Linked DNA regions of Homo sapiens: region 1 is linked to region 2. Evidence: read pairs that join two places in POLR2A ChIA-PET (ENCODE). Cell type or tissue: OCI-LY7. All regions are shown on one strand. Each heading gives the region's core, and the rest is flanking DNA. Links, peaks and the distances in the headings are about the cores only.

Region 1 (3,811 bases), core at 525-3,024, 120 kb before region 2:
CATGCATTACTCTGCAATCAGAAAGCAAAAGAGGTTTCTATTTTGAAGAGAAGAAAAGCATTTAATTTAAGGACCAGATCTTTTAGAGACCTGACTGAGGCTTCATTGTTACTGTTTTTATCTAAAAGGAGATGTCAGCCAAGTGTCCCTGATCCCAGCAGGGAGACTTTTACCCCATGCACACAGAGCCTTTATCCTTACCTCTACAGGAAGGTAAATACTACAGTGAGGAGGCCGAGGTGGATCTGCGGGACCCTGGCAGAGACTATGAGTTATACAAGTACACCTGCCAGGAGCTACAGAGGCTGATGGCTGAGATCCAAGACCTGAAGAGCAGGGGTGGCAAGGATGTGGTAAGGAGTGGGACCAGGTGGCCGTGAACCTGGTGGGTTTACATAGATGAGGCTGTTTTTGCACCTACCAGGGCCCTTCCTGATCTTGATCTTCTGTCCTAGCCATGATCAGGTGATTGGAGCCTGAGGGCTCCCAAAACCTGTGAATTTATTGGAACTTCTTATCACCATTCAGTCACCAATTACAGGAATGAAAGTACAGGATAATTAATTTTTTCCCTACTAATTTGATCATTCATCCAATTAATATTTATTAAGTGCCAGGCATTTTGCTAGGTGTTGAGAAATGATGGTACTTATACATTTGCTTGATACAAAGATGGATGTGTACAAGTAAATTGTAGATACCAAAAATGAAATTATCATTAATAGTAAATGAATAAATGAGGTTTTAGGGGCAGAGAAATTAAACAATGTGACTAAAAACTCGATAGATAAGTTTTTTAAAATCCATTTTTTCCCCCAGGAATCTCACGTATTTGTGCTTATGCTGACAAGTTTTGTTAGAATTATTGCATTCAATCTATTCTAGCCAAGCTTTATGGCTATAATTCTGTTATTTTCCATTTAAGTTATCCTGTAATGTTATTTATAGAGGTCAAATTTTATGACAAGATGTTACTATTGCTGGGATCTCTGTGTAGGATCTGTAGAGATAGATTGTGCCTTTGCTGCCCTTATTCCATCTTCAATTCCTGTTACTCTAGTCCAAGCAGAAATTACTTTTTTTTGCCCGAGATTCTTAATCATTTTCCTTATACAATCATCCTCTTATTTTCTTCATGACCCTTCTCATGGTTCTGAGCTCCCTCCGGTGCCGTTTTTGGCCCCAGATGAGGATGGGTCAGTGGTGAAGGACTGAAGGAAGCTGAGCTAGCCCTGTCGTCAGTGGGCTTTACTGTTTTCTTTGCCCACAGGCAATAGAAATAGAAGAACGGAGGATCCAGAGCTGTGTGCATTTCATGACTCTAAAGAAGCTTAACCGATTAGCCCACATCAGGTTGAAGAAAGGAAGAGATCAGACCCACGAGGTAGTAGTTAAAAGGTTTAATTTTAACCTTCCTCCTTCCTCCTCCCCATCCCCTTCTTTTTTTTTTTTTTTTTTTTTTTTTGAGACAGAGTCTCGTTCTGTCCCCCAGGCTAGAGTGCAGTGGCACGATCTCAGCTCACCACATCCTCTGCCTCCCAGCTTCAAGCGATTCTCCTGCCTCAGCCTCCTAAGTAGCTGGGATTACAGGCACCTCCCACCACCATGCCTGGCTAATTTTTGTATTTTTTAGTAGAGATGGGGTTTCACCTTGTTGGCCAGGCTTGTCTTGAACTCCTGAGCTCAGGTGATCCACTCGCCTCGGCCTCCCAAAGTGCTGGGATTACAGGCGTGAGCCACTGCACCCAGCCCCATCCCCTTCTTTATTCCCTTTACACCTTCTCTTAGTTTGCTGACCCTCTCCTCTGCTCCATCCTGACTTGCCCTGCTCACTTCTGATCGTATTTTCCTTTCAGGCTAAGCAGAAAGTAGATGCCTATCATCTGCAGCTCCAGAACCTGTTGTATGAGGTGATGCACCTACAGAAGGAGATCACCAAATGTTTGGAGTTTAAGTGAGTTTGGGAGGACAGGGCTTTGGCACATGTGGTCTTTCGGTAACTGCTTTTTCCCATGTAGCTCACTGTAAGTCTGTTTCTTTTTTTTTTTTGAGACGGAGTCTTGCCCTGTCACCCAGGCTGGAGTGCAGTGGCGCAATCTCAGCTCACTGCAACCTCCACCTCCCGGGTTCAAGCAATTCTCCTGCCTCAGCCTTCTGAGTAGCTGGGATTGCAGGCGCCCACCTCCACATCCAGCTAATTTTTGTATTTTTAGTAGAGACGGGGTTTTGCCATGTTGGCCAGGCTGTTCTCGAACTCCTGACCTCAGGTGGTCCTCCCGCCTCGGCCTCCCAAAGTGCTGGGATTACAGGCGTGAGCCACCGCTCCCAGCCTAAGTCTCTCTTTAAAAAGAAATCTGATGAGCTTAGAAAACTGTAGGATCTGGGAGAAGGGCAAATTGCAAGGGTGAATGTGGGAGAATTGCAAGCCGTGATTTCAGGCTGCATAAAGAACCTCAGAAGTCTCTCTGACCTTTTTGAGTTTTGAGCTCTGCACTTGGTAAAAAGCAGGTCTCTCTCCCTATCAGGGGTCTTTACATTACCAGTTTGATTTCTGGGCATGTTGTATGGGAGCAACTCACTTCCAGTCACATTCTTTTAACCTTTTGGCCCAGTTTTCCTTTCTGTAGTCCCAGCAGTTCATTTCTGCAAATGGATTTTATTCTTTGGAACCTGAATTTCTTGCTGCTTAGCTGCCTTCAGGTGAAGAAACTACAGTTTGTCAGTGTCCTTCCTCAAAACCAAGCTGAGAGATGAGAAGGAGGAAGGAGTAAACGGGAAGAGAAGGGGAAGTGTTCTCACTTGATCAGACCTGTTTATGCAAACTGAAAGCAGCTTTTATCTGTAACAAACTTGACATATGCAGGGGCCCTATTAGACATTGGGTCCAGGATATATATATATATATATATATATATATATTTTTTTTTTTTTTTTTTTTTTTTTTTTTTTTTGGAGATGGAGTCTTGCTCTGTCGCCCAGGCTGGAGTGCAGTGGCGTGATCTCGGCTCACTGCAAGCTCCGCCTCCCGGGTTCACGCCATTCTCCTGCCTCAGCCTCCCGAGTAGCTGGGACTACAGGCGCTTGCCACCACGCCCGGCTAATATTTCGTGTTTTTAGTAGAGACAGGGTTTCACCGTGTTAGCCAGGATGGTCTCGATCTCCTGATCTTATGATCCGCCTGCCTCAGCCTCCCAAAGTGCTGGGATTACAGGCGTGAGCCACCACACCCGGTGGGTCCGGAATATTTTTAATAATCATGATACTGATTGATTGTTTTGTTTTTTGTCTTTTTTTTTTTTTTTTTTTGAGACAGGGTCTCACTCCTGTCACCCAGGCTGGTGTGGTGGCACAATCCTGGCTCACTGCAGCCTTGACTTGACTTGGCTCAGATGATCCTCCCATTTCAGCCTCCTGAGTAGCTGGGACTATTGGCATGCACCACCATGCCTGGCTAATTTTTTGTATTTTTAGTAGTGATAGGGTTTTGCCATGCTGGGCTAGTCTCAAACTCCTGGTTGCAAATGATCCACCTGCCTTGGCCTCCCAAAAGGGTAAGATTAAAGGTGTAAGCCACCAAGCCTGGCCTGATGCTGATTTTTTTCTTTTCTTTTCTTTTCTTTTTTTTTTAAAGATAAAGTCTCGCTCTGTTGCCCAGGCTGGAGTGTGGTGGCGTGATCTTGGCTCATTGCAACCTCTGCCTCCTGGGTTCAAGCGATTGCATGCATGAGCCACCACACCCAGCTAATTTTCGTATTTTTAGTAAAGACAGGGTTTCACCATGTTGGCCAGGCTGGTCTCAAACTCCTGACTT
Region 2 (3,811 bases), core at 777-3,276:
CTCAGGTGATCCACCAGCCTCAGCCTCCCAAAGTGCTAGGATTACAGGTGTGAGCCACTGCACCTGGCAGTTTTTTGTATTTTTAGTAGAGATGGGGTTTCACCATGTTGGCCAGGCTGGTCTCAAACTCCTGACCTCAAGTGATCCACCCACCTTGGATTGAGTCTATTGAGTAGCTACACTGAAATTTGCTAAGCTAGGCTTATATCGTTGGATATTTTGGTTGTTTCTGCTTTTAAGGAAATGGAGGATGTTGTCGTAGCTGACAAATGTGCTTTGACCCTGTAAGCATCTTTCTGGCCAGCCCTTCCTTCCTCCCTCCTTCCTTCCAAGTGATACTGACACATGCCTGCCGACCAGATGAAAAGAGTCTGTTGTTGGATCAGCTGATCCAGGACCCGAAGTCTGCCCCTTATCAGGCATTTCATGTATTGGTCTAGCTGGTTTTTACTGAGAACCTACCATGTGCAGTGGAAGAGAAACAGAGCCTCTGACCTGGTGTTGCTCAAGGTTGAGCAGGGAAGACAGTCTGTAGAGTAGTAACCACACTGAAGTGTACTGGGTCCAGGGGGGACTGTGGGAGAGCTCTGGGTGGAGCTGGCCAGATCGATGGGGGATAGGAAGGGGAAGGAGTGAGTGCTGTGCCTGTGACACATTTGGGGAAAGGAAGGTAGTGGGCATGAGCTACCGAGGAGGGTGATACAAGAAGAGGTTAGAGCCAGGCACAGTGGCGCCCCAGGTGGTGGCTTGGGTGGGAGGATTACTTGCTTGAGCCCAGGAGTTCGAGTCTAGCCTGGGCAACTAATTGAAAAAAGAGAGAAAGCAATTGGAGAGGTACACAGGGATCAGTCTTGTGGGGCTTAGTGAGCCACAGGGTGAACGTAGTGCTGAGTGTATTGGAGTCCCAGGGGTGGGTTTTGTTGTTTGTTTGTTTTTTTTGAGACAGAGTCTCTGTCACCCAGGCTGGAGTGCAATGGGAAGATCTCTGCTCACTGCAGCCTCCTGGGTTCAAGCAATTCTCCCAAGTAGCTGGGACTACAGGCACGTGCCACTATGCCGAGCTAATTTTTTTATTTTGGGGTTGGGGTTTTTTAGTGGATTTCTTTTGGGAAGAGAGATGTGTGGACAGACATGCCTGGGTTCAATGCTCCAGCCAAAGAGACAAGGAAACAGGTTTAGGAAAGCAAAGTGAGTATCTTGGGTAGGCCCAAGCATAGGGATTGAGAGCATGGGCTTTGGAGCTAGCAGACCTGGTTTTGAGTTTCAGTCCTACCACCTGCTGGCATTGGGTTTACGTTACTGAGCCTCTCACAGCCTCCATTTGCTCACTGCGAAATGGAGGGAAATGCAGAGTTGTGAGGATGAAATAAGAAAATGTGTGGGAACAAGTTAGTATGGGACTGGGCTTAGAGAAGGGCTCAGGGGGGCTGGGCACGGTGGATCACGCCTGTAATCCCAGCACTTTGGGAGGCCAAGGCAGGTGGATCACCTGAGGTCAGGAGTTTAAGACCACCCAGGCCAACGTGGTGAAACCCCGTCTCTACTAAAAATACAAAAATTAGGAGGGTATGATGGTGCCCGCCTGTAGTTCCAGCTATCTGGGAGGTTGAGGCAGGAGAATTGCTTGAACCCGGGATGTGGAAGTTGTGGTGAGCCGAGATCGCACCGTTGCACTCCAGCCCGGGAGACAGAGTGAGACTTCGTCTCAAAAAAAAAAAAAAAAAAAAAAAAGCAAAAAACCATCTGCAGTGGCTCATGCCTGTAATCCCAAGGCTTTGGGAGGCTGAGGAGGGCAGACCACGAAGTCAGGATTTCAAGACCAGCCTGGCCAACATGGTGAAACCCCATCTCTACTAAAAATACAAAAATTAGCCAGGCATGACGGCACGTGCCTGTAGTCCCTGCTACCCGGTATGCTGAGGCAGGAGAATTGCTGGAACCCGGGAGGCAGAAGTTGCAGTGAGCTGAGATGGGGCCACTGCACTCCAGCCTGGGTGACAGAGCGAGACTCCATCTCAAAAAAAGAGAGAGAAGGGGTCAGGAAATGACATCTGCCCTCCTAACCTGTTATCAGGGTCCTGACTATCTGTCCATGGCAGGACCAGACAACCCTACTTCCTCATTTGTTTTTCTCACATCATGAAGTTCTTCAGAACAATTGATTTCATGCTTGAGCTCTCATGGAGCAGCTGAATTCCCATTTTCAGAGCTGAGCAACCACTTGTGTCTCAGGAAGTGAAATCCTGAGCAAGCTGTCTTAGAGGTTTGAGGAAAACAGGAAAGGCCTCCATGTGGGAATCCACAAATCCTGCTCTCACCCCGCAAGCCTTAAGTACTCAGGTTCTATTGCACTGAGCCTTTTAAGGGTCTTTTGTTGAGTGAGGGTAGCTGAGGACAGCTTTGCCTTCCACTGGGTTTTTAGCTCCCTGGCTGAGCAGAGCCTGCCATCATGTTTTTGATGCTTTTGTCTTCCTCAGAACCTTTGTAGCTTCCATGGTTCCTGTTGCTTCAATCCAGAGTGGCCTCTAAGTTTCTTTTTTTTTCTTTTCTTTTTTTTTTTTTTTGGAGAGAGGATCTCACTTTGTGTCACCCAGGCTGGAGTGTAGTGGTGTCATGGCTCATGGCAGCCTCGACCTCTGGCCTCAAACAATCCTCCAGCCTCAGCCTCCCGAGTAGCTGGGATTACAGGCTTGCACCAAAAAATCGCGCTGATTTTTTGTATTTTATTAGAAACGAGGTTTCACTACGTTGGCCAGGATGGTCTTGATCTCCTGGCCTCGTGATCTGCCTCCCTCGACCTCCCAAAGCGCTGGGATTACAGACATGAGCCACCGTGCCCAGCTGATCCTCAGCCTCTTAAAGTGCTGGGATTACAGGTGTGAGCGACTGCACCCGGCCTACAAGTTTCCATCTTGTTAATTCCTGTCCTAACAGTCATCCCTCACTGTTGCCTGGCCCACCTGAGGCCAGGCGCCTGAAGCTTCCCTCAGCCAACAGCATAGGATGTCTTACGTGCCTCCCTCCGGTTCTTTTGGAAGTTAGATACTGGGAATTGTCCCCTGCCAGGGTAGGGAGGGATCACTCATGCTTGCCTCCTTTCCTTAGGGGAGATCTTCGAGCTGAAGGCAGAGCTCAACAGTGACAAGAAGGAGAAGAAGAAGGAGGCAGTGAAGAAAGTGATTGCATCGATGACCGTGGGCAAAGATGTCAGGTGTGTAGGAGTAGGCCTGGTGGCAGCTGGAAGCTGGCTGACAGGGGAGGGTTTATAGCTTGGGTCCACTTCAGTCTCTCCTTTAGGGTGTCTAGGGACCCATGTCTCCCCTCATACAGCTCCCTTCATAAAACTTTCTTCCCAATAGAAGGTTTTGTTTACACAGGAATCACGAGCCCAGACACTGACAGGTCAGGTGGTGATGGAGTGAGTTAACTGGAGTAGGTGGGAAAGGCAGCAGGTGATGGAGTGGGTGTGGCATGAACCCTCTCAGAAACTCCAGAGGATCAGTACTGGCTGGGGAAGAGGACCCAGTGTGGCCAGGTCTTCTGGTTTTTAAAAAGAATGGGAAATCTGGGCCAGGCGCAGTGGCTCACACCTGTAATCCTAGCACTTGGGGAGGCCCAGGTGGGCGGATCTCGAGGTCAGGAGTTCGACACCAGCCTGGCCAATGTGGTGATATCCTGTCTCTACTAAAAATACAAAAATTAGCCGGGCATGGTGGCACATGCCTGTAATCTCAGCTACTCGGGAGGCTGAGGCAGGAGAATTGCTTGAACCTGGGAGACAGAGGGTGCATTCAGCTGAGATTGTGCCACT

What was found. ChIA-PET counts read pairs that join two places held together with the same protein. Peaks named below come from ENCODE experiments on the same cell type or tissue, not always from the same donor. Only the 100,000 strongest peaks of a DNase experiment are listed, where the experiment ranks them.
Region 1: POLR2A ChIA-PET joins it to region 2 with 6 read pairs; 5 of 35 experiments call an interaction of 5 or more read pairs at or near these places.

Annotation. Positions count from the first base shown.
Region 1 is chr22:29,541,002-29,544,812 of GRCh38, reverse strand. THOC5 (THO complex subunit 5) reads left to right here. Exons shown (of 20, transcript NM_003678.5): 3 at 210-353; 4 at 1,271-1,384; 5 at 1,857-1,954. Among named protein-coding and RNA genes, the nearest start is that of THOC5, 11 kb to the left of the region's middle. In OCI-LY7, for the core only: no CTCF peak of the experiment used is centred there; no DNase peak of the experiment used is centred there.
Region 2 is chr22:29,418,555-29,422,365 of GRCh38, reverse strand. It overlaps a transcript of RFPL1 not described here. Among named protein-coding and RNA genes, the nearest start is that of RFPL1, 18 kb to the left of the region's middle. In OCI-LY7, for the core only: no CTCF peak of the experiment used is centred there; a DNase peak (open chromatin) is centred at 2,125; H3K4me3 peaks cover 351 bases; H3K27ac peaks cover 1,641 bases.